Regions from separate parts of the Homo sapiens genome. Here region 1 is linked to region 2. A link is a loop called in an ENCODE intact Hi-C map of the cell type or tissue named here. Cell type or tissue: sigmoid colon. All regions are shown on one strand. Each heading gives the region's core, and the rest is flanking DNA. Links, peaks and the distances in the headings are about the cores only.

Region 1 (16,851 bases), core at 13,760-16,259, 52 kb before region 2:
GTCCAAATTTTATCATAGTAGAACTGCTTTGGCTAAGCATTTAAACATCTCTGGAGTTCTTCAAATCTATTATATTTTCTGTTGCTTAGCTGTGTTTGATGTTCCATTACCAGAGGTAAGAACATGTTTGTAAGCTACCAAAGAGATCTCTCACTCTCACATTTATTCTTTAATTCTGTAACTTTTTGCTAACAGCCCTCAATTTCTCATTATCCTTTAGTATAATGTCAATTTAATTTAGCAGTAACCAGATAACTCTACTGCATTTGTGGGCATTATTTCCATCCATATTTCAAATGTCTTAATGATAACTAATGTCTTGCAAGGCATTCCCCACCACCAGGACATTTTTCCAGATTACTTCTGGTGAAATCTGTAGTAATTATTAACACCATTGTATACTAGGAGCTACCAGTGCTCCACATACCACTAAGGATGGCTTCTTCATTGCCCAGAAAGTGGTAAGTGAGCCCATCTTAGAACCCCATTATACCTGTTTCCTTGTGCTAGTTCAGGTCCTTAAAGGAGGAAACACCAAGATAGGATTAGACATCTCCCAGAATTGGCCCACAGTAGTATTCCTTCCATACCCTGTCATTGACTAGTTGCAACCATAGAAGCATGGCCTCAGCTTAAATGCAGTAATGGATTTTAGAGTGCAGGAGCTGGGGCAAGTGATCAGTTAGGATTCCTGAGATCTGAGAGGCTCATTGTCATGGCGCCACATAACACACCATCTGACCCAGCATTCGCACTCCTGGGTATTTACCCAAGAGGAATGAAAGCATATGTCTACCCAAAGACCTGTTTGTGAATGTTTACAGCAACCTTATTCATCATGGCCCAAACCTGGACTCTAGCAAATCCATTAACATAAATAAACAAATCATGGTACATCCATGTAATGGAAATTACTCAGCAATAAAAAGCAACAAACTGCTGATACATTCAACAATACAATCACTTCAGAAGCAATATGCTAAATCAAAGAAGCCAGACACAAAAGTCCACATACTATATAATTCTGTTTATACAACATTCTTGAAAATGAAAATTATGGTGACGAAAATCAGATCAATGTTTGCCAGTATTTGAGCAAAAGGATAGATTATAAAGGGGCACAAGGGCTCCTTTTGAAGTGATAGAAAAATTTTACCTGATCGTGGTGATGGTTAGATTCTTGTATATGGTCCTCGAAACTCCTCAAACTATACGCCTCAAAAGAGATTTTGCTATATATAAATTACGCTGCAGTAAATCTGACTTTAAAAATACAAAAAAACCTAAGCAAGCTCAATTATAAACATTTTTAAAAGGAAATAAATATAAATTCATTTATGATCCAGATAATGGCATTATCAGATATATAATTTACAATGACTCTGATTAATATAATCAAAGAAATAAAGAACTTGGGGAATTTTCTTTTTGTTTTTTTGGAGACACAGTCTCACTCTGTCACCCAGGCTGGAGTGCAGTGTTGCCATCTCGGCTCACTGCAACCTCCACCTCCCAGGTTCAAGCAATTCTTCTGCGTCAGCTTCCTGAGTAGCTGGGCCCACAGGCACGTGTCACCATCCCTGGCTAATTTTTGTATTTTTAGTAGAGACAGGGTTTCACCATGTTGGTCAGACTGGTCTTGAACTCCTGACCTCAGGTGAGCCACCTGCCTTGGCCTCCCAAAGTGCTGGGATTACAGGTGTGAGCCACCAAGCTCAGCTGGACTTGGGGAATTTTTATGGAGAACTGGAAATTATACTAGAGAAGTAGATGGAAATGTAAGTGCTAAAAACACAGTAGGTAAAAATAAAGTTTCACTGTATTGGTTTAATAGCCAATTAGATACACTGGAGATAGAATTAGTAAGCTGGAGAACAGGTTAGAAGAAAATATCTACTCTGAGACAGGGAGAAGCAAGAAAATGGCATATACAGAAAAGAACATGTGAGATATAGGAACTGGTAGTAAAGTCTATGAAAGGCTGTTGTCTCTCATCTAGTGTTGGGCCTAAAGTTGCTGCAGTCAGAAAGGCCTACAGGTAAAAAGAAAAGTTGGATGTCAAGTGGAAATACTGAGAACAAACTGGAATTTGCATCTTTCTTATACCTCCTTCGACCTTAATGACATGACGACCTGCAGGAAAAGATGGTGCCCTACGCCATTGAGCTTCAAGGACACCTGGCCTGAGACTTCTAGCAGCTAAAAAAAGAAATCTGTTGGGAGCTTAAGAAGCTGTGGAACCAAACGTTTTTCCTTATTACTGAGATGATCCTTTGATAAGTGACAACTTGTATAAATTGCACTGTTCCCTGGGGCTCTACATTGACCTTCAAAAAATAATAGCTGCTGATTTGGTGAGCCAGAAGGCCAGCAACACCATGTGTGAACTGAAACACTGCCCAGCATCCTATACTAAACATCAGAGAAAATTAGTTCTTGCTATACTTCCATCTTCCAAACCTTGTGGAGATTTCTCTTACGGCTAACTCTACCTTAGAACATATAGACAAGGGAATTCTGGAAAACATAGTTCTAATTTAGCTAAGTTAACATAGTACAAAAACACCAAAGACAAAAGGGGGAATAAATGGAGTTAAAATGTTTTTAAGGTTTGTATCATGTCCATAAAGTGATAAAAGTACTAATTTTATTAAATTCTAATAAGTCAAGTAGGCATGCCATAAACTCTAAGATAACCACTAAAGGAAGAATAAAAGAATATTTATCAAGCTAATGATTATCAATCTAATAGAGGAGGAAAAAAGGGAAGTAAAAATAGTTATTCTGTCTAAATGAAGATGAGAAAAAAGAGAGAAATGAACATAAAATGTAAAAGCCAACAAATAATAAGCTAGTTGATTTAAACCCAAATATATTACTAAATGCATTAAGTTAAACTTGAATGAATTTCCAATTAAAAAAGATTGCCAGATTGAATAAGTATTAAAATCTGCTACTATCCTGCTTTCAATATACCTAAAATACAAAACTATAGAAAGATTTAAAATAAAAGATGGAAAAGAATATAACATGCAAATAGTAGCCAACATGAAGCTGGCATAGCTATACTAATATTGGACAAAGTATACTTTAAAGCAAGAAGCAGTTCTAGAGCAAAAGATGGATATTTTGTGATGTAAAGTGTTTGATTTACCAGGGAAATAAAACAACAATTCTAAATGTATATGTACCAAGTAAAATTCGCAGAACTAGTAGGTGACAGACAAATCCACAATCATAATGAGAGACTTTAATTCACCTTTTAGTGGTAGAAAAGTACATACAAATATGCAAAATTAGTAATGATATAGAAAATTTAAGCAACAAAATAAACAACTGATACTAATTGACATAAATGATATACCCAATAAATGCGGAATACGTATTATTTTCAAGTATGCATGGAACATTTAAGAAAGTTGACCATATCATAAATGAAAAAGTAAATTTCAACCTATTTCAAAGGTTTAAATCATACAGAGTAGGATCTACAAATTTATTATCTAAATATCTATATCAGAATACCATTTGACCCAGCCATCCCATTACTGGGTATATACCCAAAGGACTATAAATCATGCTGCTATAAAGACACATGCACGCGTATGTTTATTGCGGCACTATTCACAATAGCAAAGACTTGGAACCAACCCAAATGTCCAACAATGATAGACTGGATTAAGAAAATGTGGCACATATACACCATGGAATACTATGCAGCCATAAAAAATGATGAGTTCATGTCCTTTGTAGGGACATGGATGAAATTGGAAATCATCATTCTCAGTAAACTATCGCAAGGACAAAAAACCAAACACCACATGTTCTCACTCATAGGTGGGAATTGAACAATGAGAACACATGGACACAGGAAGGGGAACATCACACTCTGGGGACTGTTGTGGGGTGGGGGAGATGGGGGAGGGATAGCATTAGCAGATATACCTAATGCTAAATGACGAGTTAATGGGTGCAGCACACCAGCATGGCACATGTATACATATGTAACTAACCTGCACATGGTGCACATGTACCCTAAAACTTAAAGTATAATAATAATAAAATTAAAAAAAAAAAAAAGAAAGCTAGGAAGCCCTTCATTGTGGGGCTTGTAGATTGTCTCCTTTCTCGTTAAAAATAAAAGATTTTCTTGAGCCTCTCATCCTAGATGTCATGGTGTCATTAACAGGAATAAGAAAGTTGGGAGAAGAAGAAATTTGATAAAGCATAAAGATATGATGTGAACATGAGAATGGCCTGATCATATGGAATAGTATAGCAGGGGCTTCATGTAGCTCTAGAGTCATCCAGTAGTTTGAGCCCTTCATACCTAGAAACTCAGGCTTTGTGTCCCTCTTCAACCACTGTATCTCCCATTTATTTTCCAGGCCTTTGATGTTTAATAGTTTAAATTACCTTATTCATTCAAAAATATTTGGCAAGTGACTTCTGTGTCTCAAACATTATTCAGGGTCTTGTAAAAAACATAGAAAAGCTATTCTATACCTACACCATTTCTAAAATATGTTTCATTAATAAAATTTACTTTTTTAGGAATGATTTAAAACACTAAAGAAATACAAACTTATAATAATTTTGAAATTTTTAACAAATGAATTTTATTTATTTCATTTTATTCAGTTGAATTAAATGAAGAAAAGCACAAAGAACTAATAGAGAAAAAGGAGATGGAAATTTCAGAGTTAAATGCAAAGCTAAGAAGTCAAGAAAAAGAAAAACAAAATGAAATAATCAAGCTACAACTAGAAGTAAGTGTTTAAGAGTCTGCTAAACTTGAGGACACATCCCTTAGTCTAAACTGTACTTTGATTGTTTTTCATCACAGTGAGATACATTTTAGGATTAGAAGCAATTCTGTGAGAGGGCTTCACACATGCTCATTCTCCACCAAATGATTGCAGTAATCACATACCATACAACTGTCATCTGCATTGCCTTTCAGCACTTGACCTGAAAGTGGACCCTTGAGTTGTTCGAAAGTTCCTGGTTTTTAGGGAGGATATTGCTTCCTCTGAGAACTTTTCTTCTCAGTATTTCCCACTTGACATCCAACTTTTCCTTTTAACTGCAGGCCTTTCTGACTGCAGCAACTTTAGGCCCAACACTAGGTGAGAGACAACAGCCTTTCATAGACTTTACTACCAGTTCCTGTGTCTCATATGCTCTTTTCTGTATATGTCATTTTCTTGTTTTTCCCTGTCTCAGGGTAGATATTTTCTTCTAACCTATTCTCCAACTTACTAATTCTATCTTTAGTGTATCTAATTGGCTATTAAACCAATACAGTGAAACTTTATTTTAGCTATTGTATTTTTAGCACTCACATTTCCCTGACAGAAAACTCAAGGATTATCTGCATTTTATGGTAAATTCTATGTAGGTTTCATAATTTCTACCATTCCAGCATGGGAAGAATGTTTCTAACGCTTCACATTTATTCTCATCCCAGCCGAAATTTGTCAAAACCCAGTAACCAACTAGAAATTTATTTTGCTTTATTTCTCATTAAAAAAACAAATTTCTTCCTAATAACTTTCTGGAAGAATATATATCCTGGGGGCAAACAAACCAAATTCCTACAATTTTTTTTTTAAGGGACTTCTAATAGGGCATCTCAAAGGCTGAGGCTCTAACTCTTTGCTCAAAAGTCTTGAGTAGGCCGGGTGTGGTGGCTCACACCTATAATCCCAGCACTTTGGCAGGCCGAGGCGAGCGGATCACCTAAGGTCAGGAGTTCGAGACCAACCAGGCCAACGTGGTGAAACCCGCCTGTACTAAAAAAAAATTACAAAAATTAACTGGGCGTGATGGCAGATGCCTGTTATCCAGCTACTCAGGAGGCTGAGGCAGGAGAATCACTTGAACCCGGGAGGCAGACTTAGCAGTGAGCCGAGATTGTGCCACTGCACTCCAGCCTGGGCAACAGAACGAAAAAAATAAATAAATAAACAAACAGTCTTGAGTAGTTCATTTAACCGGATATCACAATCTCAAATGTACTTTGACAAAATATTTGTCCTTTAAATGTTTTCTAGACTCTATCAATCTACCCTTCCATCATTCTTCCGTTGCTTCCCCCCACCCCAACTTTCATTTTACCTTGTAAGAATTCACAAGTCTTAATTAAAATCACATACTACTCATATTCCTGAAACTTTGGAATCCCCAGGGTACTTGGTGAGTTACCTTGAGTAATCACTGGGCAGAAAGAGGACTGATGTTGACTTTAGATACCCTTTGCTGCTGGTGCTGCTGCTGCTGCTGCCATCTGACCAAGTGTACCACAAACCACAGGAAAGGCTGAATGGCCAACTGAAATTAATAGGCCATGTTTCAAGATCTACTACCAACTTCTAATCCTCCTCTGTTTGGAAATTTGCATTTTGTTTGCCATTTGGGCCTTATCACTGGTCTATTATTTGACTGGTATACACAGCTCCTTATTTGTTTTCATTGTACCTAACCATTTCTCTCCTCAAACCAGAGCATAATCTCAGAGTTTATTCTTAGTCCTCAGAGAGGCTATGTTAACTAAATCTGAAGAGAAGAGTTATATAATGGAATATTGTGCAAAAACAAAAAAAAATTGGCCTGTTAAGAATGGCCTATGAGAACTTTTTTAACCTGATTCAGTTTAATTGAAACCAGCAAGGGTTCAAACTATATCGACAAGATCGTATTCAAATTCTACTGTTCAGCCTCAAAGTTCCTGCAGAAAGCTAGGTGAGGTTTTCTTCCTTGACTGTTTATTACATTTTCTTTATAATACACTCATTTTAACGTAAAAATATTTTTACCTATATTTAAGTTAAACTAGATTCTAAACCCTGTCTGCACTATAGAATCACGTGATGTTTTGAGAAAAAGATGACGCTAGCTGCACACCAGAATCTCTAAAGTAGTGCCCAGGCATTTGGTACTTTAGAAACAAAGAAAAAAAAAACCTCTCCAGGTAATTTTGCCGTGCAATCAGGGTTAATCTTGTTTTTCTGTTCTTTGCTCTTTCTGAAAAATTATTTCTTAAAGAAAGATTTTTCTATTGTCTATACTGTAATTTACACCTGAATTACAGATTACATGTCAAAGGATAACATGGATTATAATTATAGAAACAATTGTTTCTAATTGTCTAGAGTTTCAATAACTTTCTTTTCAATTTGATTCAGTTTGATGCCAAACTAGCAAGAGTTCAGACTAAATCAAAATCATATCAGGATTCTACTGTTTTGCCACAAAGTATCTACAGAAGGGTATGTGAGTTTTCCTCTCAGTATTTGTTGCTTAAGAAAACTTTCTAAGCATGTTTCTATAAAAATCATCTAATTCTTATTAACAATATAAGGTATTTTTTAAAATACCAATAGCAGAAGTGCATTTCTTTGTTATTTTGTTGTTCCTTGTACTAAATTTTATTTCTGAATTCTAATAACAAATTTTTTGTTTCGTTTAGAAACTTCAGCATTTTCAAGAAGAAAAAAACAAGGAGATTGCAATTCTTCGTAATACCATTCGCGATTTAGAGCAACGCCTTTCTGTTGGCAAAGATTCTCACCTTAAGCGTAGACGGTTTTGAGCTTAGCAGTAAATTCATTAGTTGGTATTTATTTAAAAGCAATCGAAAGTTTCACTTCTGTTTTCAATATATGCATACAGCCTACATAACAAACGAAGTCAGCTTTAAGGTTTTTATTGAATTTATTTGGACAAATCCGTACTGTATCCAATTCTGTACTGCATTCTTGCTTAATAGTATTAACCATAAAGGAGGTCAGGTTTATAGGGTTTGGTTTACCTATTAAACCATCATTGACTATGGAAATACTTACTAAGCAATATAGAGACAGACAATATTATCTTTCCCCTTATATCTTTTAAGACAGCCACTCAAGTTTTAGAAGAGTATGATACAACATTAGAGAAAGAAAGATACAAAGGCTTTATTCATGTGTGATAGTAAAAATCAGGATGAGTCTTAGATATACAAAAGATAAATGGATATTTAAAATAGTTATATATGCTTTTTTAGCAAAATATTCACGTGTTAAGTATTTCTGGATCTTAAAATACAAAATCCACTTATTTTATTAGTTAAAAGTAGAAGATTGAAAAGACAAAGTAATATTGTTTTGAGAGATAAGTAAAGAAAAAAATGGAAAGCATGTCTTTGTTGTTCTTCCTCCATTCTAAACTGCTAATTATCCAACAGAAACCCCTAGGTCATAGTTTACGTTTCTATTCTCATTAAAGCAAATAGAACACTGGAAAAAGAAAAAAAAAGACATATTAACCAAAAGCTGCAATCACCTTTCAGTTGCTCCATCATAAAAAATATGGTTTGAGTCAATATTTCTATGACATAAAATTTAAAATCTGGAAGCCAATTCAGTAGATTTCTCCATGTTTGCACAAATCTAATTTCTATTTTTGGTTCACTAATTTGGTAGTTTATAAAAATGCTGGAAATGAAATTGTGTCTAGACTAAATTGGGGAGTATGTCCTATTTTAAATATTTAGTTTGAAGGTCATTCTCACTTTTTTGCCTGATTCTTTCAGCGTCAACTGGCACTGGCTTCTGTGGGTATAAGCTGCTGACTTATTTGTCAGGCAGCTGGAGGCAAACGTCACTGACAAGATTCAGTTATGTTCTCCTCTGCCCGAAGTCCCTGTCAGCTACATAAAGATGGGAGGTTTTCTTTACACTGTCAGGTGATTGCAGACCCTGTTTTTTCAAATATCAGATGTCGACAATGGCAGCATCAGCTCCTAGGAGCCAACTCTGAATCTGTGGGCAATTTACAGAGTAATTGATTTATACATCTCTTTCGACAGAGCTTCTTTTGTAAATCTTGTAAATCTTCACTTGCTGGCATATCTCGGTTCTCTGGGTGACCCTGCCTATGCTGACCCTTGTGCTTATGGTGGTGATGAAGGCCTGGAGGAGCAGGATGAGTAGGAGCATTTGGTGCTCCTGGTTGCTGATTCTCTGAAAGCTCACTGCTGCCAAGGTGCTGATGTCCATGATTGTGATGATGCTCATGATGGTAATGAGGCGATGGAGTTTCAACTGTTTTATCCACAGTAGCCAAAGATACACGTTTACAAAAGTCTTCATCTTTGAGAGTCTGGAACAAATTTATAAATCACTTTTTAACAAGCTTATAGAGATAGGAATAATGCGTGAAAAATGATTTGTAGAGCTAACATGTGAAATTCCAACTAGTTAATTAGAATCGAGCTGGCTTTGTATTATATTAATGAGAAAGAGTCTGATGTTAGTCTCAACACCTAGACATTTTATTAAAGGCTTAAAAAGAAAGCCAAACCACTGTACTTATATTTGCAGAAGCAAATGAAGTAAACTGGCAAAAGGAACTTGGATTGCAGGAAAGTCAAAGTAATATCAAATCCTAAATTCAGTTGATCTGGGCCGAGCATGGTGGCTCATGCCTGTAATCCCACCACTTTGGGTGGCCGAGGGGGGCAGATTACTTGGGCTCAGGAGTCGGAGACCAGCCTGGGCAACATGGCGAGATCCTGTCTCTGCAAAATATACAAAAATTAGCTGGGTGTGGTGTCAGATGCCTGTAGTCCCAGCTACTTGTGAGGCTGAGGTGGGAGGATCGTTTGAGCCTGCAAGATGGAGGTTGCAGTGAGCTCAGATGGTGCCACTGCACTCCAGCCTGGGTGACAGAGTCAGACCCTATCTCAAAAAAATAAAAAATAAATAAAAAATCAGTTGAACTATATGGAAACTTCTGTACCTGTGTCAACGGTGCATCTTATCTAATACTATATGATACTGTAATCTAATATTATCTCTGATAATTCAAAAATGCTAATAAACTCTGCTCAAATGTGTTAGTTTTTCATACTTCATCCTATGCCAGGAAATGTTTTGAACTTCACCAAAGCTTTGCTAATGTCTCCCTACCATAAGGCTGTCAGCTGAAAATAGCAAATTACTGCCCGACTCCCATTGACCATAATATCCATTCCGCATGATCCTAGTTCTTTAATTTACTGGAAGTCTTTACTGTTTTGTGGTACCTACTAATCAGAGACTCAAAGCCTATAGATACAGAAATGTAACAGTAAATCTCAACCTAAGGCTAATTTGCAAATAAAATTACAAAATCAACTTAGAACCCAAAGACTCACTAAGTGATATGCTTTTGATGTTTTGAAGGTTTTAAAAGGTTATAAATTCCATTAAATTTTAGCATACAACTACTAAGTGGTACTTTATTTGGTTATTTCTGAATTACTTCTACATTAGAAGCTAATAATGTTTGCTTACAAACTTATAAAGAATTTGATACATGTTTAAAATATACTGTGTAATGTTCAAAGTGTTCAAGGTTTAAACAAACACAAATACCTATGGTAGTAGTCTAATTTCTTTCATTTATTTATTTATTTAGTGACGGAGTCTCACTCTTTCGCCAGGCTGGAGTGCAGTGGCACGACCTCGACTCACTGCAACTTCCGCCTCCTAGGTTCAAGTGATTCTCCTGCCCCAGCCTCCCAAGCAGCTGGGATTGCAGACACGTGCCACCACGCCCAGCTAATTTTTGTATTTTTAGTAGAGATGGGGTTTCACCATGTTGGCCAGGATGGTCTCGATCTATTGACCTCGTGATTCATCCACCTCGGCCTCCCAAAGTGCTGGGATTACAGGCGTGGGCCACCGCACCCTGCCAGTAGTCTAATTTCAGAAACGAATTACTATATTTTACTGATTATGTGATGCATATTTCTTTAGATTTTAATATCTCTAAAATTAGAATGTACCATACTGTTGGTGGTGGTTTCTCACTGTATCCTACTTTAATTAGCAGCATTTTTTTTTCCTAAATACTACATAAGATAATATGTCAAATAATCAGTGGTATCTAGGAGACAATGAAATAGAAAAACTCCAATCGGATTTGGCATATCAGATACTAATAGTGTCTGATCTGTAATTTGTATTTACAGATGATTCACACATTTTAAGCATATTGTGGTAACTATTAACTGCCTTTTTCAATATAACTGGGTATATTTATAACTAGCAAGCATTTGCACAAATGAGAAATGCAGAAATAATCCCAAAATATGAGGAATCATTATAATTAGTATTTATTAAATGCTTAGTATAGGTTGAGTTAGTACTTTTCTTTCATTACTCTTAGTATTTTCTTCCATTACCTCAGTCTCCTCATCTTTAAAAATAGTAAAATAACCCTCAAAAGATCATTATAAAGATTAAAATGTGAAAATTACATAACTAGAGTAAGTAACTTATACTCCTTAACAACTAAATTAATTAATTAAATTCGTTAAAAATTTGAGGCGGCTTTCTTTAGACCTGGGGAAAATCTGAAGGAAATACAACTTACAGATAAAATTGTGAATTGTTTTTAAACCTAAGTTCAAATTTTCCCAATCTGACTTCTCAATGGAACATTGTTTAGAATTATTTTCCTTTTTGTTATGAAGGAAAACAAGTCTAGTTAATACAAATTAAATTCTTTGAGTGCCTTTTTTATTTAAAAAAGATTTAAATATAGTTCTTCTCATAACAAAGAAGAAATATTTTCATGGTTGTTAGGAAATAAATACCAGTAATGAGTAGAAAACTTACTCCATTTTGAAGTAAACTCAGACTGCAGATGGGCAGGCAGTGGAAGGGCTTCAGGAAAAATCTGATAGCCTTGCATCTTCAATAAATTAAGTAGTTTCTGGCCCCAGTTCCATTCCAAGTAATGCTGTGGGTAAGCTTTGCTATTTTTATGTTCTTGTGCTAACATGTTCAGGTTACTACAATAACATTGCTTTTTTGTGTTGACTAAATTTTTTGAGCACTTATGCCCATGCAACGTCATTTGGTGGTAACTGAAATACGATACATTGATTTTTAATTTCTAAAGCTCTTCTAGATAAAGGCAGCAACATCGATCTTCAAAAGATGTTTTAAACTAGAGGTTAGGCCGGGCGCGGTGGCTCACGCCTGTAATCCCAGCACTTTGGGAGGCCGAGGCGGGCGTATCACAAGGGCTGGAGATCGAGACCATCCTGGCTAACACAGTGAAACCCCGTCTCTACTAAAAATACAAAAAATTAGCTGGGAGTAGTGGCGGACGCCTGTAGTCCTAGCTACTCGGGAGACTGAGGCAGGAGAATGGCGTGAACCCGGGAGGCGGAGCTTGCAGTGAGCCGAGATCGCGCCACTGCACTCCAGCCTCGGCGACAGAGACAGACTCCGTCTCAAAAATAATAGTAATAGTAATAAATAAATAAATAAAGTAGAGGTTAGATGACAGGATGTTTGTTTAATTGTAAAAATTATTGTTATTTATTTTTAGTACACCTGCAAAAGCATTGAGTTTTCTAAATAAGTGTTTCATGATAAACTCTTAAAAGATTTCCTCTTTTCTCCCCAGAAAAATAATTCAGAAAAATACCGTGAGAGAGCAGTTTCCACATTTCTTTTCACAGTAAGCAATCTTAATGGCTTCTTCTACATATGGGAAAGTTAGGAAGGAAAAAGGCAAACCAAGATGATATACAAGACGGCCACATCTAAGAAAAAGGACAAATACAATGTCACTATAATATTTTCTGTATCACGATCCTACTCAAATACAGTCTGGGATAGGTATTATAGGTTTAATGGTCATAACTAAGACCCTTTCACGCCTTTACTAAATTTCTTTGGATGAGAGCTACAAATGAGCTCCCAGGTACTGCACACCAGGTCAGGTCATAGCAACACTATAATTAGTCTAATACTAGTATTTTGAAATGTTATAGATATGTCACTATATAATATCAAAAATGTCATCACTGTGACTTGGTAAAATACAATTTTGTGACTGACTTATAAATTCTACCAGTGCCCAAACCGCTAACTTATAAATTAGGCTCTGAAAATCACTTGAGCTTGTCATAACTGCTAAGGCAGCACAAATTTGACACAACAAGAAATCATCACATAACAAAAACATCTCCAAGCCTTGGCCAGTAGCCCATTTATTTAAAAATGTATCTAATGCAATGAAAATTTCAGCACAATGAAAGTATTAGAACATGTGGCATTGTCAGAAATGGTGGGGTTAAAATGTTCTTCTTGCCTACATTTTACCTAGTATATATGGTTTTATGTGACTATCAAAGGGTTATACTTTTAGGTTATCCTAAAAATTAGAAGTTTAAAGGCCTAAAAGAATGAAATGTGAATTTTTAAAAATTTAGTGTAAGACCAAGTAGGGCTCACCAGACTCCGGAGAGTCAAAAAAAACAAAGCACCAACTAAGAATGTTTATAATGGCATAATGCATGAATTGAGATTCCCTCAAAATATAAATGTTTTATTTGTTCATAGAATCAAAAGTAGATTTGTGCAGATCATGCTTAAATGATTAACTCACTTTACAGTTCAGAAATTCAGGTATGTAGCCTTAAAATTATTATTTAGATTAAAATTAATTAGAAGATATGGTTATTCATTTGCAAAAGAATTAGGTTAGAATTGTACAGGATATACAAATTGGTCATTCTTTTTATTTAACCGAAATGCCAATTTATGGGGATAATCAATTTTCTGTATTTTCCTCTTGGAATGGTGAACTCTTTTACATGCCTTACTTTTTAAAAAGTCATTTCAAAAATCAAAGTCATTTCAAAAAAATAAATGTGAATAAAGAGTTTATAAACTATTTGGCAATAATCAAAAGCAAATATATTATTTTAAATCACTTACTATTAAATACAAAACAAGAAGAAATCAAGTGAAGAGATTAGTGGAAAAATCTAGAGGAGTGGTCACCAGGAAGTAACTTGAGATAATAATTACGGATATGAGATAAATATACTCAGGATTAAGAACCCATAGAATTTGATTACTGACTGAGGTGGGAAGTGTGGTGGAAGGAGTAAGTAATACATTCCTGTCACACAGTTTTGTGAAGGGGTGGATGGCAGCAAGGCTGCCATACCTGATGGTTTTTGTGATGTCCTGCAAAATAGTGGATGATGACTGGGAGTGCAGGGTCTGAAAATTATAGGATTATATGCCCTAGTGGTTGGCTGCATCTGCCTCCAATAGGTTGTATATAAAAATCACACAAAAGTGAAAGTATAAGCATGTTTTAGGAGAAGATAATCAATACAGATTTGAATAATTAAATTTAAGATGTTTGTGAATATGTCTAGGAAGTAGACTCGTCTGGAGTTCAGTCATTGTGTTTCAGCTTTGTATATATGGGATCATCCTAATATGTGTTTTAATTGTAATCAAGGGATAGATGAGATTGCTCAGGTAAAATGTGCAGAGTGTGAATAGGCAGAAAGCTGTATAGCCCTGAATAACACAAACACATACAGAATAAACCAAGGAAGAATGTGGGAGGAAGAAAAATCAGGAGGTGGAAGAGGAGGAAGTGTGGAGGAGGAGAAAGAAGAGGAAGGATATGAGGAAAACCAGCAGGGTATAGTGTCATAGAAATTTTTTAAAATGAGAGTATTTCAAAAATAAGGAGTGATTTTTACTTCTAAATGTTAAAGAGAGATTATATGAGATGAAGACTGAAATATGGCATTGTATTTAACAGTAAAGAAGATTGTTATGTGTGATGGGAAGTAAATAAATAGATACGAAACAGTTATTTTTAAATTTGGGATGTGTTTGTGTGTATGTACAAACCTATCATATATGAGGAAGTCATCTTTGCTTCCATTTAAAAGAGTCCAGACATCTGTTTGGTTTTCTTCTTGTTGATAAACAGGAATATGCTCTGAAACCTTATTCTTAAGATGTGTGTATTTTAATCGAGAAGAGATTCCTTGATGATTAACAACAATATAAGAAATATTAGAATATCCTTCTTTCTTCAGTTTTACTCGCAGGTCTTCTAATCTAAAATATTTGGGAAGAAATACATAAAATGAATAATCTCATTTGATTTGATTAGTGGTTTTTCTCCCTCTTCCTTAATTTTCTATGTGAAACTCTCCTTCTTATTTTTAACTAACCCATACTGCACCTATTCTTTATATTGCTGTAAAAGATTTTAAAACTTTCATTTTTAGAATTACTTAAAACTTGTGCTTAATTAAAACCTTATGCTTAAACAAACATTGGTTTAGTTCTCAAATTAGCACGATGAAGTGTATATATTTTGAATGTATCTTATAGGTAGAATGGATTCAACCAACCACAGATAAAAAATGGTTGGAAAAAAAAAGATGGCTGCATCTATAGTAGTGAACATGTAGACTTTTTTTCTTGTCATTCATTATTCACTAAATACAGTATAAAAATTCCTTACATAGCATTTACATTGTGTTAGGTATTATAAGTAATCTAGAGATGATTAAAGCATATGAAAGTATATGCATAGGTTATACATGCCATTTTATATAAAGGATTTGAGCTCCATGGATTTTGGTGTATGAGGGGGATCCTGGAACCAATCCTGCACAGATACCACTGGATGACTGTAAGGAGAATTCCACCCAGTGAATATCTGGTGAATAACTCAACAAATATTTTTTATATTTATTTGTTAAATAACCCAAGACTTTGATAGCAAGCCTAGTGTTCTTTCTACTCTGACAAAACAGTCTTCTCTGCCTCTTGTATTGAAGTAACTGTTCTATTTGCAGAAGTACATTTTAGAGCATTTTCATTACACAAGTAATACATATTTAGTAGGAAGTTATAAAATATAGGTGCACAAAAAGAAGAAAAAATTTCCATAACCCTAGGAAACCCACTGTAAACATTTTGGTGTGTATCATCCTAGTTTCTCTCTTCTAATATGTTCTATGCAAACACATAGTTTTTCTAAAAGTGTGACTTAATACATTATTTACACTTTTATTTTATGTCTATATGCGTGTGTGTATTTAATAGCCTTCCCCTTAAGGTATTTTAAGCCACAGAAAGACTGTCTTACTTAGATGCCTGCAGTATGCACAGGTATCAGCTGGCTTGAAGAAGAGCAACCACAGTCACTGAACCATTGGAGTTTAGCATTGGATCTTGATCTCTTATGCTCCAGGCTGGGGGTTGCTTACATAAGGAGCTTTGGTCCTGGCTCTCTGTTCCTCCCGATGGGAGGAGACAGAGAGCCAGGGCAAGCCCCAGGCTTCTCCACATTGCTGGGGTTGTCCTGTAAAAGAGAAAACCTGTCACTCTTCTTCATAGTTAACTTCACAGTCCTAACTATGAATTTCTATAAATCCTGCAGACATAATTCCACTTCCTAAAAATACCTAGCCCATGAATTCTGTCTCCAGAAAGTTATGTTCAGACTGTGGCTTATAAAAATAAGTCTGTGACTTATGTAACATTCTGCAAACACAACCTAACTTTTGTTTGAGACACACCAAGTTCTGACTGTTCTTTCTATCCTCCAAGAAGAAAGGGATAGGCCGGGTGTGGTGGCTCACGCCTGTAATCCCAGCACTTTGGGAGGCCGAGGCTGGCAGATCACGATGTCAGGAGATCGAGACCATCCTGGCTAACACGGTGAAACCCCTTCTCTACTAAAATTATACAAAAAAAAAAAAAAAATTAGCCAGGCTTGGTGGCAGACACCTGTAGTCCCAGCTACTCAGGAGGCTGAGGCAGGAGAATGGTGTGAACCCGGGCGGTGGAGCTTGCAGTGAGCTGAGATCGCGCCCCTGCACTCCAGCCTGGGCGACAGAACGAGACTCTGTCTCAAAAAAAAAAAAACAAAAGAAGAAGAAGAAAGGGATAAATAGAGCATTCTGCACAGAAATGAAAAGAGCCAGCAAAAAAAGAGAACCAAGGAAAAAAGATGATGGCAGAAAAGACAGTA
Region 2 (16,851 bases), core at 7,334-9,833:
TAATTGGGGAAGAGGTAATATTTGATGAGAATTTTTCAGAATCAGTGAAAGAATTTAATTCTCAAATATAAGAATTTCATTTCTTAATTCTCAAATATAAGAATTTCATGTAGAAGAGCAGAGATTCACTGAAAATTGCTTGAAGGGGACCTGGCAGCATTGACCACTAAGCTAAACAAAAATTAATTCACACCTAGACACATCAGAATAAAACTGTAAAACACCGTAAATAATGAAAAAAACTTAACAGCAGTTAGAATGAAAATATAGATTACTTACAAAGTGACTGTTAGACTAAAGCTGACTTCTCAATAGAAAAAAAATAGAGATCCCAAAATAATATAATAATATCTCCAGAGTATTGAGGAAAAATATCAGCTAAATTATCATTCAAGGGTGAGATAAAATAAAATAAAATAAATCTGAATGTGTATGCCATATGCAATGAGCAGTAAGGATTTTCAAATGGTTCTTGAAAGAACTATTATATAAAGGAAGTACTTTAGAAAGAGGAAATTCAACTGAAAAGAAAAGAGTTGGGTATAAAAAAGCAGTATGTATCAAATAATGTGGTAAATATTTGAGTAAATAAAAATTGGCTATTGAAAAACAATAATAATAATGACTACTAGATAGAAGAATTTTAATGAGATGAAACTAAAATATTAAACAAAAATGGAAAGTGGAGAAGGTGATTAGAACTAAAGAGTTCTAAAGTTCATTGTTTTGTTCACAAAAATGTAGATATATTAACTTTTGGCTTTTTACGGGTATGCTTTTTTACTTTTTTTTTTTTTGTAGAGGTGGAGTCTTGCTATGTTGCATAGGCTGGTCTCAAATTCCTGGCCTCAAGTGATCCTCCTACCTTGGCCTCCAAAAGTGCTGGGAATATAGGCATGAGACACTACACCTGGCCTGTTTCCTTTTCTTTTTTTTTTTAAGCCAGATTTTATTTGTATTAAAAAAAAAATCCTCAGGAGACTTAAAAGTTCCAAAGACCTGAAGATATCAAGGTTCAATGTACAGCTACAGCGAGGTGCTTGCGATTAGTAACTGAGTCATGGAAGGTTCTATAGTGCCTCGGGGACTTCCACTCCTTCAAATCACTCCTAGTCTTGGTCTTGTGGTTTTCTGCAAGTTCTCATCGACTGTAACTTTGTAACTTTATACAGGGCTGTCACTCCAGTAAGGAAAAAACAAAACAAAACAAAACCCCTATGGCTATCATTGTTAATCCAGTAGAGAAACTACAGAGTCACAGGGGTCATGTACAACAATGATTCACGGAATCACAGTCGATAACCTTAAGCAGGTGACAAGCAGACATTCAGAGCAAGACAAGCATCAGAACTCCTGTTTTCCCGGTAGTCCCATCCATGGATAAGCTTGGACAGATTGGTACATGGTGATTTTTTCTTTTTTTTTTTTTGAGACAGAGTCTTGCTCTGTCACCCAGACTGGAGTGCAGTGGTGTGATCGTGGCTCACTGCAACCTCCACCTCCCGGGTTCAAGCAATTCTCCTGCCTCAGCCTCCTGAGTAGCTGGGATTACAGGCACATGTCACCATGCCTGGCTAATTTTTGTGCTTTTAGTAGAGACGGGGAGTACGTGGTGATTTTTTGCTGGTATGGCAGGCAGGAAGCTTTTTTAGTCAAAAGAAGGTCAGGAATAGTATCCCCAAAACAGCCAGATGCCCTCCATCAAGACAAATTGTTTTTGGATAAAAAGATCCTGATTTCTTTTTTTAATGTAAAGGTAACTATTATAGGAATAAAATTACAATCTCTTAATTTCAAAGGAAAAGAGACAAGAAATGCTTGAATCCAGTACAACAGGAGTTGACAATTTTTTTCTGAAATGTCCTAATAGTAAATATTTTAGTCACTACAGACCATATAATTTCTGTTGCAAATATACAGCTCTAGCATTGTAGTATGAAAGCAGCTATGTGCTATATATAATTGAATGAGTGTGGCTATGTTCCAACAAAACTTTATTTATATAAAATAGTTTGGTGACAACCCCTATAATATTAAGGAGAAAAATAAAAACTTTATTTATATAAAATAGTTTGCTGACCCCTATAATATTAAGGAGAAAAAAAGACACAGAGAGGAAAAAATGCCTGCCAAATAGAAACACAACAGAATGTAAGCAATAGAAATATAACTGTAATAAATATAAATTCATCAAAATTCCTAGTGAAACATACAGTAATTCATAAAACTGACAAAAAAAATCCAACTGTGTGTTGATCATGTGAAAGGAAATTAAATTTTGAGACCCCAAACTCATTTAGCCAAAGGGAAAAGTCAAGCTAGGAACTGGGTCACGAAAACCTGCCTCACCATTTTGGTTCCTAAATAAGATGACTACAAGATGAAAATCTACACACCTCCCCATATTTTGTCCACAAGGAAATTCCTAGTGAGCTGCAAGATCTTTTAAGGTGTTTCTGTTAAAATTCCACCATGGCAATGTAAATTGATAGCTTATCTTTATAGGTGCAGTCACTCCTAGTCCACCAGACACAAATGCATATCTGATTGTTCTCCTGCCCCATTTTGTCTATGTTATCCCTGCATTTTTCCTCTGCCCCATTTGTTCATGTCATTTTATGTAAAAAAAAAAAAAATGAAGATTCATTGAGCCAAAGGCATGAATAACTATTTTTCCCTACCTCCTCTTACATAAAAATTGTGTACTTCTCAATATCACGGCCTTTCCCCTTTCTTCAGAGAAAGGCATATAGACCTGTCTCCCAGGCATGCATCCCTAACTTTGGCAAACAAACCTGCTAAAATGCTTGAGACTTGTCTCATCATTTTTCTGGATTGACAATCACAAGAGACACATTAAATCATAACTACACCAGAAAGTTTGAGAGAAAGTGGATGAGAAAAGTTAGAACAGAAAAAGTACTGAGTAAACTATATTAGTAGAAGACAAAATACATTAGGAGAAAATGTATTGTTTGAGACAAAGATATACCCACCCTGAAGCTGTATGAACTTAACAACATAGCCTCAAAATATAAAAATCAAAACTGACAGACTGAAAAGGAAACAATGATAAATCTACAACTACACATTTCTTTCAGAAATGTATCAAGAAGACAAAAACCTAATAGAAGATTTTAACCAAAAAATTTAACAAACTTGATTTGTAGACATATATAGAAGTCTGCACTCAATAATTAGAGAATACTCCTTCTCAAACAAACATGAAACATTTAGCAAAAGTTAGTCATGTGCTAGGTCACAAAACCAGTCTCAATAAACAGAAAGCATCAGTAACAATCATACCACATTTTTGGACACACTGCAGTAAAATTCAATGATTTGTAACCAAAGTATTTGAACTAATTAGAGAATTCAGTAATGAGATATGGACTTGGTGGTTTATTTGGGAAGTTATCCCAGGAAACAGAGCAAAGGGGCAAACAGAGTGAGGCAAGGAAGGAAGCAAGGCAAATACAGGATGTTTTATTGTGTTTGTTACCTCTTTGAGCAACTGTGATACTATCCTGCTTTGGGATCTCCAAGGAATAGTATGGACTGTGCCTCATAACTTTTCATGAAGAGAACAAGAGCCTGGAAAATTTATCCCTTGACTCTGCTGCTCATTAGTTCAGGGTTGCTCCTGGTATTACTCCTCCACAGTTGTAGTCTGTGCCTGTGCAGCCAAGGAACTTCCAGGTCTTCAGGGAAAACCCTGATGTAGAAGAGCAGAGATTCACTGAAAATTGCTTGAAGGGGACCTGGCAGCATTCATGCAACTGTCCCCTACAGGTTCCCTAAAATCCAGTGGCTTGAGGGAATTTAGCATCTGCTACAAATTGCATCCTTGAAAAATTAAAACAAAATGATTGTATGCATTATTTAAGATACATAAATATGTGTAAAAGTGTCAAAAATATTCAAGGGAATAATACAAACTACTTCAAAATCATAGTTTTGGGGTGGATGTAAGAATGAGTGTGACTTCAACTGTAGGTATAATTAATTTCTATAGAGAAAAAATGAAGAATCTAAAGGAAATATCACAAAATGTTAGTATTTATTAATTTAATAGATATGGGTATCTAGTTATTACTTTCTGTATTTTTTTATATATTCCACAATTAAATATTGTTTTGAAAGAATAAGTTCTGGTGCTTTCAATAGAAAGATTTTGCTTGATAATACATGCCATAATTACTGAACCTTCATTAAATAAAGAAGCTGAACTAGCAAAGCTCAGTTTTGTCTAGGTAGGCCCTGGCCTCCTCCAGAAGCAAAATTAAATGTTATGTTGTTTTCTGTTTCTTTAGGGGAAGTGTCCCTTTAAGGATCTGAACTTTGAGCACATGAGTCAAGCTCAAACAACAGTTTTCAGTCACAAGCTGTCTCAGCAGGTCATGGTGGCCTCCATCTTTCAGTTTGTGGTTATCACTTAAATTATCCTGGAAGAGTATTCTTAGCAATCTTTCAAATTCCTTTCCAAGTCCCTGTCAGTTTAGGTTCACCATTTTTATGGTCTAATTGGTTAATTATCATAAAATGATACACAGTGTACATGCGATCATGCTTTATAGCTGTTGTAAAAATAGATTATCACTCTAACTCTGTCTGGCCACAGGTGTGTTTGTTTTAATGGATTACAACAAGATTAGATTAGATTATCAGTCTAATCTTTTCAATTTACAGAAAATGAGGCCTAGAAAAATCAGATTTTTTTGTACTTAGTAACTAGTAGGTGACAAAGTTGAAAATCAAATTTTGGACCCATCATTATCATCAGTCTATGAGATAATATCTACGTTCCTTAGAGGTTACAGAATAAAACAAGTTATCTGTGAAGATCTGAAAGTATCACTCATTAAGACATCACAATTTATAGCCACCTGATTTAATCACTGTGGATAGCATAAGCATAATGCATCTGGCACTAGGAGCCATGCTCCTGGGTGGTATTCATGTCCAGCCTGTGCCTGTCTAATGCACTTATGCCCCTGGGATCTTCAGAGACAAATACCTTGCATGATTTCATGGTGTGTTAAGGCAGATCTTGTGTGTTGATATCATCTATAACAGCCTTAGCAAAAGCCATAACATCACTAATGTGATTAGGCACACCCCATCAGAATTATCAAAATTGCCCAGATCATTTGCCATTGGGTCAAAGAACCACTAGACTGGAGAGGACTTTGAGAAGTCACCTAGGGTACCTGTATCTAACACAGTGTTTCTCAAACATTAATGTGTATATGAATCACACAGGGAGCTTGTTAATGGAGATTCTGATTAAGTAGGTTTGTGCTATGGCCTGAAATTCTTCATTTCTAACAAAGGTGATATCAACACTGCTAGTCTTAGGACCAGCCTTGAAGTAGCAAAGCTTTTTCCTGTGGTTAAAAATTGCCCAGGGTCTATGACAAAGAAGTTGTGCTTCTCTGAGACAGGACACTGATGGCCAGAGAGGGTTGGTGGCAGGTGTTTTGTGTAAGCAACGCTCACAAAGCTAGTTATGTGCTGTCTAAATGCTTGTCTACACTAGTCAGAAACAAACTATTTGGCACTGCCAAAGTGCTTGACCCTGAAGGTTGCATTGGAGCATCTATAGACTCAGAGCTAGTAATTTTGCAAACAGCAAATTTCCCCACTTCTTAATTTAGAAAGAATGCATCGTGGTCTATCAGCTTAAAAAAGTAGATTGAAGAGGGAAAAAATGCAACCTGGAATGACAGGGTTCAGATCTGGTATCAAACTCCAGCTCTTTCATTTACCTTCTGTGTGACCTTGGGTAAGTTTCTTAAAGCCTTTGACACTCAATTTCCACAAGTCTAAAAGGAAAATAATATTAATATTAACCAAGTCACAAGGACTTTGCACGTTAAACAGGATAATGATTTGAAAATCCTTTTGTAAACTAAGTGCTCTACATGTAATAGTTTCATTAAAAGGTAATAGTTTTAAAAGAATAGATAAATCCTAATGATACCCCCATTGAATTTTAAAGGCTTCAGCAATTGCATTTTAGAAAACAGCCAGTATTTCATTCTTTATCTATCCCTAGTGAGTCTAATATCAGAGAGAGATCAGATGGGCAGTCTTCTCAGGGTCTCAGGCAAAATGGTCACTGTTTATCTGTTCCCAATATTCCTTCCAGGTACCTGTAGCTACACCTGGAAGAATGCTCGTATGCTGTTTAAACACAGGGTGATGCTTATTACAAAATGATGAAGTTCCCCTAAATGTTCTTTAGGTCCTAAATTTATCAGGTGTTCTCTTCACTACCATCTACCCTAATCATAACATGAAACATGTAACGGTGTACAAATTAGATCAACTTAGGTACACATACATAGTATGTGTTTAGGGTTTTCACTTTTTGTACCTCTAAGTGTTTAAGGTTTTATACTTCACATTGTGCCTTTGTATATGTACCTAATTTGATTCTCTTAGCTATCCGTAACTTGCTTGTTATTAGTACCTAAGGATTATACGTTACTCCAAATATATACCAAAATAATTTATAAATGTCTTTTGCCATAAAATATGATGCTTGTATATTGCAATGGATACTGTGGTTGCCTCCCCTTCTCTTGGTAACAACTCCATATTTATTTGGTATTCACACCTCTTCATGAAGCCTACATACTTAGAACAGGGGGTCTCCCCTGCGAGCTATTTTGCCCCTACACCCAGGATGTTTGGCAATGTCTGGAGACATTTTTAGTTGTCACAATATGGAAAGGCAACTTCTGGCAACTCATAAATAGAGGACAGGAATGCTGCTAAATATACTACAGTGCACAGGACGGCCCCTCACACCAAAGATTTATCCAGCCCACAATGTCACTATTGCTCAAGGTGAGAAGCCGACTTAGAGAACAGCTAACTCTACCTCTAACTCTAGCAGTGGCACAGGTAGTTCAAGCCTGCTTAAAAATCACAGTCCCATCTTGCAAGAATTATAGATTTAGGGTAAATGCATGACCTTAAATCGTCAATGAACCTGAAGAAGACATTTCCAGAGGGTTTTTGGAATAAGAAAGCTTCCTTAATCTTTTGAGAGAGGTTTTGGAAGTGGCTGTTGTTGGTTCCACTTCCAGCTAGGATGAATTAACAGGGACCAATTTTATCCACCTGTTGGAGGTAACTGGAAAGCAGGAAAAAATATAAGACACATAGGACATCAGACTGTGCAGGACAATGATACCTAAAAAAGAGAAAAAACTCAAAAATAAAAAGAAACAGAGTATCAGTGAGCCATGGAACAACTTCAAGCAAGCTAATTATATGTGTTACTAGATTAACCAGGGTGGGATGGGGGCAGAAAAATATTTGAAGCAATAATGGGTAACACTTTTCCGAATTCTAGAAACTCAAGATCCAAGAATCTCCTCAATTGAGGGCTCATTACTCAATAAGTACAAGAAAAAAAAATAAAAGAGAGACTATCATTATAGTAAAAGAAATTTAACTCAGTGGTGGAAATCCATAAACTATTTCCCTTAAAAGAGGTCTGTATGTTAAATAGTTTTGTAAAACCTGTTTTAAATATATTTGCATTTCTTCTGTAAATCAGTACTACAATAGAAATAGTTTGATTTTGCTTTTAGCAGAACTCAAAACTAGCTTGGATATGTCAATAGATCTCATTGTTCTGCCAATGTATTATTCATCAGGGTCACATGGTCAGGCCAGACCGAGCTTACAAGGCAGCTGGAAACTCTGCCCAATTCAATTATCTGTTTCACCACAGCTACAAATCATGTACTTCCTTAATGTATGTGTTTAGGGGCTTGACTCCCATCCCATTCTCCATTTAGAGACACTCAAAGCCAAGGTAGTCTATGACCTCCTGCAAACTTCCCTACCTGCCCTTGACCAGTGGCAGTGGCTCCCTGCCTTCCTCCCTCTCAAGCAGGCCCAGCTAAGTTTCCACTGGCTATTTTTAAACTCTGAGTGGCTAAATGAATTAACTCAATTTGTAGAAGAAAAGACAAGGAAGCTGTGTTTTGGCATTTAATCCACACATCTTTCTTCCATCCAGCTTTTCCATTAAATAAAACTGGTACTTTAAACCTCCACATTTTTTAAAAAAATTGTACCATTTACACAGTCATGAAAAAAAAAATCAACTAGCCTTAAACTATCAGCATGCTGACTTTCTGATTACTTGCTAAGAAACCCCAAAAGACAAACTACAGACACGTTCTTAAAATATTTCCTCAAGAACGTGGGGCACATTATTCTTGTCACATCCTGACTGCCAGGAGGAGCTACATCCCTCTCCCCAAGTGGAACTGCCAGGAATGAAAGCTAAGAAGCCCCATTGTCTGCCTGTGGAACTCGGCACAGTCACTGCTTGGTATTCCTGGGTCCGTGAGCACAGGCTCAGCTTCCTTGTTTTTTTTAACAACGTGCCTGTCCATGTATTGTTTGCCAACTCTTAGGATCCCTTTCCCTTGCATCTCGGCCTGAGCACTTGTTTATTGTGCACACTAAAAAGTACGGTCTGTTGAAGAGAAACAAGGCAATTTCTAAAAGCAAAGTCAGGCTGGAACAGTCTGTGTTCAAAACATAGAGTTTTTGATCTTTTTGTCTTACTTGTCTGTTTTTTTTAATTTATTTTTAATTTCAGTGGGTTTTGAGAGAGCAGGTGGTGTTTGGTTACATGAATAAGTTATTTAGGGGTGATTTCTGAGATTGTGGTGCACCCATCACCCAAGCACTGTACCCAACGTGTAGTCTTTTATCCCTCACCCACCTCCTGCCCTTTCCCCAAAGTCCCCAAAGTCCAATATATCATTCTTTTGCCTTTGTGTCCTCATAGCTTATCTCCCACATATGAGTGAGAACGTTCAATGATTGGCTTTCCATTCCTGAGTTACTTCACTTAGAATAATAGTCTCCAATTCCATCCAGGTTGCTACAAATGCCATTATTTCCTTCCTTCTGATGGCTGAGTAGTATGCCATGGTGTATATATATAACATTTTCTTTATCCACTTGTTGGTTGATGGTCATTTGTGCTGGTTCCATATTTTTGAAATTGCAAATTGTGCTGCTATAAACATGCATGTGCAAGTATTTTTTCGTAAAATGATTTCTTTTCCTGGGGTAGATACTTAGTAGTGGGATTGCTGGATCAAACGGTAGATGTACTTTTAGCTCTTTAAGGAAACTCCACACTGTTTCCCATAGTGTTTGTACTAGTTTACATTTCCACCAATGGTGTAAAAGTATTCCCTTTTCACCGCGTATATGACAACATCTATTATTTTTGGATTTTTTTGTAATGGCCATTCTTGCAGGAGGGAGGTGGCATTGCATTGTGGTTTTGATTTGCAGTTTTCTGATAATTAGTGATATTGAGCATTTTTCCATATGCTTGTTGGCCATTTGTATACCTTCCTTTGAGAATTGTCCAATCATGTCCTTAGCCCACTTTTTGATGGGATTGTTTGTCTTTTTCTTGCTGATTTGTTTGAGTTCCTTGTAGATTCTGGATATTAGTCCTTTGTTGGATGTGTAGATTGTGAAGATTTTCTCCCACTCTGTGGGTTGTCTGTGAACTCTGCCAACTTTGCCGATTATTTCTTTTGCTGTGCAGAAGCTTTTTAGTTTAGTTAAATTCCGTCAATTTATCTTTGTTTTGTTGCATTTGCTTTTGGGTTCTTGGTCACGAATTCTTTGCCTAAGCCAACGTCAAGGAGGGTTTTTCCGATGTTATCTTCTAGAGTTTTTATGGGTTCAGGTCCTACATTTAAGTCTCTGATCCATCTTGAGTTGATTTTTGTAAAAGGTGAGAGATGAGGATCCAGTTTTACTCTTCTACACGTGGCTTGCCAATTATCCCAGCACCATTTGCTGAATAGGGTGTCCTTTCCCCACTTTATGTTTTTGCTTGCTTAGTCAAAGATCAGTTGGCTGTAATATTTGGGTTTACTTCTGAGTTCTCTATTCTGTTCCATTGGTCTGTGTGCCTATTTTTATACCAGTACCATGATGTTTTGGTGACTATGGACTTGTAGTATAGTTTGAAGTCTGGTAATGCAATACCTCCAGATTTGCTTATTTTTGCTTAGTCTTGATTTGGTTATGCAGGCTCTGTTTTGGTTCCATATGAATTTTAGGACTGTTTTTTTCTTTCTGCGAAGAATGATGGTGGTATTTTGATGATAATTGCATTGAATTTGTAGATTGTTTTTGGCAGTATGGTCATTTTCACAATATTGGTTGTACTCATCCATGAGCATGGGATGTGTTTCCATTTGATTGTGTCATCTATGATTTCCTTCAGCAGTGTTTTGAGTTTTCCTTGTGGAGGTCTTTCATGTCCTTGGTTAGATATATTCCTAAGTAATTTTTTTGCAACTATTGTAAAATGGGTTGAGTTCTTGATTTGATTATCAGTTTGGTCGCTGTTGGCATATAGCAGAGCTACTAATTTGTGTACATTAATTTTGTATCTTGAAACTTTGCTGAATTTATTTATCAGTTCTGGGAGTTTTGGGGGAATCTTTAGATTTTTCTAGGTATATGATCGTATCATCAGCAAACAGTGACAGTTTGACTTCCTCTTTACCAATTTGGATGCCCTTTATTTCTTTCTCTTGTCTGATTGCTCTGGCTAGGACTTCCAGTACTATGTTGAATAGAAGTGGTGAGAGTGAGCATCCTTGTCTTGTTCCAGTTCTCAGGGGAAATGCTTTCAACTTTTCTCCATTCGGTATTATGTTGGCTGTGGGTTAGTCATAGATGGCTTTTATTTCCTTAAGGTGAGTCCCTTCTATGCCGATTTTGCTGAGAGTTTTAATTATACAGGGATGCTGGATTTTGTCAAATGTTTTTTTCTGTGTCCATTGAGATAATCATGTGATTTTTGTTTTTAATTCTGTTTATGTGGTATATTACATTATTGACTTCTGGATGTTAAACCATCTCTGCATCCTGGATATGAAACCCACTTAATCATGCTAAATTATCTTTTTGATATGCTGTTGGATTCAGTTAGCTATTATTTTGTTGAGTGTTTTTGTATCTATGTTCATCAGGGATATTGGTCTGTAGATTTCTTTTTTTGTTATGTCCTTTTCTGGTTTTGGTATTAGGATGTTAACTGGCTTCATAGAATGATTTAGGGAGGGTTCCCTCTTTCTCTAACTTTTGGAATAGTGTCAACAGGATTGGAGCCAATTCTTCTTTGAATGTCTGATAGAATTCAGCTGTGAATCCGTCTGACCATGGATTTTTTTTGTTAGCAATTTTTTTATTACCATTTCAATGTCGCTGATTGTTATTGGTCTGCTCAGAGTTTCTATGTCTTCCCGTTTTAATCGAGGAGGGCTGTATATTTCCAGGAATTTATCCATCTCCTTTAGGTTTTCCAGTTTATGCATGTAAAGGTGTTCATGGTAGCCTTGCATAAACTTTTGTTTTTCTGTGGTATCAGTTCTAATATCTCCCGTTTTGTTTCTAATTGAGCTTATTTGGACCTTCTCTCTTCTTTTATTGGTTAATCTTGCTAATAATCTATCAATTTTATTTATCTTTCAAAGAAACAGTTTTTTGTTTCATTTATCTTTTGTATTGTTTTTGTTGTTTCAATTTCATTTAGTTCCGCTCTGATCTTGGTTATTTCTTTTCTTCTGCTGAGTTTGGGTTTGGATTGTTCTTGTTTCTCCAGTTCTGTGAGGTGTGACCTTAGATTGTCTATTTGTGCTCTTTTGGACTTTTTGATGTAGGCATTTAATGCTATGAACTTTCCTCTTAGCACCATTTTTGCTGTATCCCAGAGGTTTTATAGGTTGTGTCACTATTATGGTTCAGTTCAAACATTTTTTAAATTTTTATCTTGATTTCTTTGTTGACCCAATGATCAATCAGGGGCAGGTTATTTAATTTCCATCTATTTGAATGGTTTTGGGGGCTCCTTTTGGAGTTGATATCCAATTTATTCTACTGTGGTCTGACAGACTACTTGATACAATTTTGATTTTCTTAAATTTATTGAGACTTGTTTTGTGGTCTATCTTGGAGAATGTTCCATGTGCTGATGAATAGAATGTATATTCTGCAGTTGTTGGATAGAATCTTCTATAAATATCTGTTAAGCCCATTTTCTCTAAGGTATAGTTTAAGTCCATTTTTTGTTGTTGTTGACTTTCTGTCTTGATGACCTGTCTAGTGCTGTCACTGGAGTATTAAAGTCCCCCACTATTATTGTGTTGTCATCTATCTCATTTCTTAGGTTGAGTAGTAATTGTTTTATAAATTTGGGATCTCCAGTGTTAGGTTCATATATATTTAGAATTGTGATTATTATCCTGTTGAACTAGTCCTTTTATAACTATATAATGTCCCTCTTTATCTTTTTTAACTGCTGCTGCTTTAAAGTTTGTTTAGTCTGATATAAGAATAGCTACTCCTGGGATCTGGTTCCAAGATGGTCGAATAGGAACAGCTCCAGTCTGTAGCTCCCAGTGTGAGCAATGCAGAAGATGGGTGATTTCTGCATTTCCAACTGAGGTACTGGGTTCATCTCACTGGGGCAGCACCTGGAAAATTGGGACACTCCCACCCTAATACTGCACTTTTCCAACTGTCTTAGCAAACGGCACACCAGGACATTATATCCCATGCATGGCTCGGAGGGTCCCATACCCATGGAGCCTTGCTCACTGCTAGCACAGCAGTCCGAGATCAAACTGCAAGGCGGCAGCAAGGCTGGGGGAGGGGCGTCCGCCATTACTGAGGCTTGAGTAGGTAAACAAAGCAGCCTGGAAGCTCAAATTCAGTGGAACCCACTGTAGCTCAAGGAGGCCTGCCAGACTCTGTAGGCTCCACCTCTGGGGGCACAGCATAGCTGAACAAAGGTAGCAGAGACATCTGCAGACTTAAACGTCTCTGTCTGACAGCTTTGAAGAGAGTAGTGGTTCTCCCAGCATGGAGTTTGAGATCTGAGAACAGACAGACTGCCTCCTCAAGTGGGTCTTTGACCCCCGAGTAACCTAACTGGGAGACACCTCCCAGTAGGGGCCGACTGACACCTCATACAGCTGGGTGCCCCTCTGAGATGAAGATTCCAGAGGAAGGATCAGGCAGCATTTGCTGTTCTGCAATATTTGCTGTTCTGCAGCCTTCACTGGTGATACCCAGGCAAACAGGGTCTGGAGTGCACCTCCAGGAAACTCCAAAAGACCTGCAGCTGAGGGTCCTGACTGTTAGAAGGAAAACTAACAAACATAAAGGACATCCACACAACAACCCCATCTCTAGGTCACCACAATCAAAGACCAAAGGTAGATAAAACCACAAAGATGGGGAGAAACCGGAGCAGAAAAGCTGAAAATTTCAAAACTCAGAGTGCCTCTTCTCCTCCAAAGGAATGCAGCTCCTCACCAGCAATGGGACAAAGCTGGATGAAGAATGACTTTGACGAGTTGAAAGAAGTAGGCCTCAGAAGATCAGTAATAACAAACTTCTCCCAGCTAAAGGAGGATGTTCAAACCCATCACAAAGAAGCTAAAAACCTTGAAAAAAGATTAGATGGATGGCTAACTAGAATAAACAGCATAGAGAAGACCTTAAATGACCTGATGGAGCTGAAAACCATGGCACAAAAACTACGTGACACATGAACAAGCTTCAGTAGCCAATTCGATCAAGTGGAAGAAAGAGTATCAGTGATTGAAGATCAAATGAATAAAATGAAGCAGGAAGAGAAATTTAGAGAAAAGCAAGTAAAAAGAAATGAACAAAGCCTCCAAGAAATATGGGACTATTTGAAAAGACCAAATCTATGTCTGATTGGTGTACCCGAAAGTGACAGAACCAAGTTGGAAAACACTCCTCAGGATATTATCCAGGAGAACTTCCCCACCATAGCAAGGCAGGCCAACATTCAAATTCAGGAAATACACAAAATGCCACAAAGATACTCCTCGAGAAGAGCAACTACAAGACACATAATTGTCATATACACCAAAGTTGAAATGAAGGAAAAAATGTTAAGGGCAGCCAGAGAGAAAGGTCGGGTTACCCACAAAGGGAAGCCCATCGGACTAACAGCGGATCTCTCAGCAGAAACTCTACAAGCCAGAAGAGAGTGGGGGCCAATATTCAACATTCTTAGAGAAAAGAATTTTCAACCCAGAATTTCATATCCAGCCTAACTAAGCTTCATAAGTGAAGGAGAAATAAAATCCTTTACAAACAAGCAAATGCTGAGAGATTTTGTCACCATCAGGTCTGCCTTACAAAAGCTCTTGAAGGAAGCACTAGGAGCAACTGGTATCAGCCACTGCAAAAACATGCCAAATTGTAAAGACCATTGACGCTAGGAAGAAACTGCATCAACTAATGAGCAAAATAACCAACTAACATCATAATGACAGGATCAAATTCACACATAACAATATTAACCTTAAATGTAAATGGGCTAAATCCTCCAATTAAAAGACACAGACTGGATAATTGGATAGAGTCGAGACCCATCAGTGTGCTGCATTCAGGAGAACCATCTCACGTGCAGAGACACACATAGGCTCAAAATAAAGGGATGGAGGAAGATCTACCAAGCAAATGGAAAACAAAAAAAAGCAGGGGTTGCAATCCTAGTCTCTGATAAAACAGACTTTAAACCAACAAAGATCAAAAGAGATAAAAGAGACGAAGAAGGCCATTACATAATGGTAAAAGGATCAATTCAACAAGAAGAGCTAACTAAACTAAATATATAGGCACCCAATACAGGAGCACCCAGATTCATAAAGCAAGCCCTTAGAGACCTACAAAGAGACTTAGACTCCCACACAATAATAATGGGAGACTTTAACACTCCACTGTCAACATTAGACAGATCAATAAGACAGAAAGTTAAAAAGGATATCCAGGACTTGAACTCAGCTCTGCACCAAGTGGACCTAATAGACATCTACAGAACTCTCCACCCCAAATCAACAGAATATACATTCTTCTCAGCACCACATCACACTTATTCCAAAATTGACCACATAGTTGGAAGTAAAGCACTCCTCAGCAAATGTAAAAGAACAGAAATTATAACAAGCTGTCTCTCAGACCATAGTGCAATCAAATTAGAACTCAGGATTAAGAAACTCACTCAAAACCACAAAACTACATGGAAATTGAATAACCTGCTCCTGAATGACTACTGGGTACATAATGAAATGAAGGCAGAAATAAAGATGTTCTTTGAAACCAATGAGAACAGACACAACATACCAGAATCTCTGGGACACATTTAAAGCAGTATGTAGAGGGAAATTTATAGCACTAAATGCCCACAAGAGAAAGCAGGAAAGATCTAAAACTGACAACCTGACATCACAATTAAAAGAACTAGAGAAGCAACAGCAAACACATTCAAAAGCTAGCAGAAGGCAAGAAATAACTAAGATCAGAGCAGAACTAAAGGAGGTAGAGACACAAAAAACCCTTCAAAAAATCAATGGAATCCAGGAGCTGGTTTTTGGAAAAGATCAACAAAATTGATAGACCACTAGAAAGACTAATAAAGAAGAAAAGAGAGAAGAATCAAATAGACACAATAAAAAATGATAAAGGGGATATCACCACCAAACCCACGGAAATACAAACTACCATCAGAGAATACTATAAACACCTCTACACAAATAAACTAGAAAACCTAGAAGAAATGGATAAATTCCTGGACACATCCACCCTCCCAAGACTAAACCAGGAAGAAGTTGAATCCCTGAATAGACCAATAACAGGCTCCGAAATTGAGGCAATAATTAATAGCCTACCAACCAAAAAAAGTCCAGGACCAGACAGATTCACAGCCAAATTCTGTCAGCAGTACAAAGAGGAGCTGGTACCATTCCTTCTGAAATTATTCCAATCAGTAGAAAAAGATGGAATCCTCCCTAACTCATTTTATGAGGACATCATCATCCTGATACCAAAGCTGGGCAGAGACACAACAAAAAAAGAGAATTTTAGACCAATATCCCTGATGAACATCGATGCAAAAATCCTCAATAACATACTGGCAAACTGAATCCAGCAGCACATCACAAAGCTTATCCACCACAATCAAGTTGGCTTCATCCCTGGGATGCAAGGCTGGTTCAACATACACAAATCAATAAACATAATCCATCATATAAACAGAACCAAAGACAAAAACCATATGATTCTCAAGAGATACAGAAAAGGCCTTTGAGAGAAGTCAACAGCACTTCATGCTAAAAACTCTCAATAAACTAGGTATTAATGGGACGTATCTCAAAATAATAAGAGCTATTTATGACAAACCCACAGCCAATATCATACTGAATGGGCAAAAACTGGAAGTGTTCCCTTTGAAAACTGGCACAAGACAGGGATGCCCTCTCTCACCACTCCTATTCAACACAGTGTTGGAAGTTCTGGCCAGGGCAATCAGGCAGGAGAAAGAAATAAAGGGTATTCAATTAGGAAAAGAGGAAGTCAAATTGTCCCTGTTTGCAGTTGTCATGATTGTATATTTAGAAAACCCCGTCTTCTCAGCCCAAAATCTCCCTAAGCTGATAAACAACTTCAGCAAAGTCTCAGGATACAAAATCAATGTGCAAAAATCACAAGTATTCCTCTACACCAATAACAAACAGAGAGCCAAATCATGAGTGAACTCCCATTCACAATTACTACAAAGAGAACAAAATACCTAGGAATGCAACTTACAAAGGATGTGAAGGATCTTTTCAAGGAGAACTACAAACCACTGCTCAAAGAAATAAAAAAGAGGACACAAACAAATGGAAGAACATTCCATGCTCATGGATAGGAAGAATCCATATCATGAAAATGGCCATACTGCCCAAGGTAATT

Evidence for each region. A loop is a pair of places that touch in the nucleus more often than their neighbours do. Peaks named below come from ENCODE experiments on the same cell type or tissue, not always from the same donor. Only the 100,000 strongest peaks of a DNase experiment are listed, where the experiment ranks them.
Region 1: a loop joins it to region 2, with 3 times the contacts of the local background. A loop is called at or near these places in 15 of 110 quality-filtered maps.

Annotation. Positions count from the first base shown.
Region 1 is chr5:42,792,188-42,809,038 of GRCh38, forward strand. It overlaps SELENOP (selenoprotein P), which reads right to left. Exons shown (of 5, transcript NM_005410.4): 2 at 15,964-16,179; 3 at 14,709-14,921; 4 at 12,469-12,586; 5 at 7,693-9,144. The coding sequence starts at 16,166. The coding sequence ends at 8,533. CCDC152 (coiled-coil domain containing 152) reads left to right here. Exons shown (of 9, transcript NM_001134848.2): 7 at 4,642-4,769; 8 at 7,188-7,271; 9 at 7,472-10,252. The coding sequence ends at 7,594. Among named protein-coding and RNA genes, the nearest start is that of SELENOP, 11 kb to the right of the region's middle. RefSeq lists enhancers at 11,545-12,045, 12,046-12,546. In sigmoid colon, for the core only: no CTCF peak of the experiment used is centred there; no DNase peak of the experiment used is centred there; H3K4me3 peaks cover 554 bases.
Region 2 is chr5:42,850,531-42,867,381 of GRCh38, forward strand. No RefSeq gene overlaps it. Among named protein-coding and RNA genes, the nearest start is that of SELENOP, 47 kb to the left of the region's middle. In sigmoid colon, for the core only: no CTCF peak of the experiment used is centred there; a DNase peak (open chromatin) is centred at 8,368; H3K27ac peaks cover 760 bases.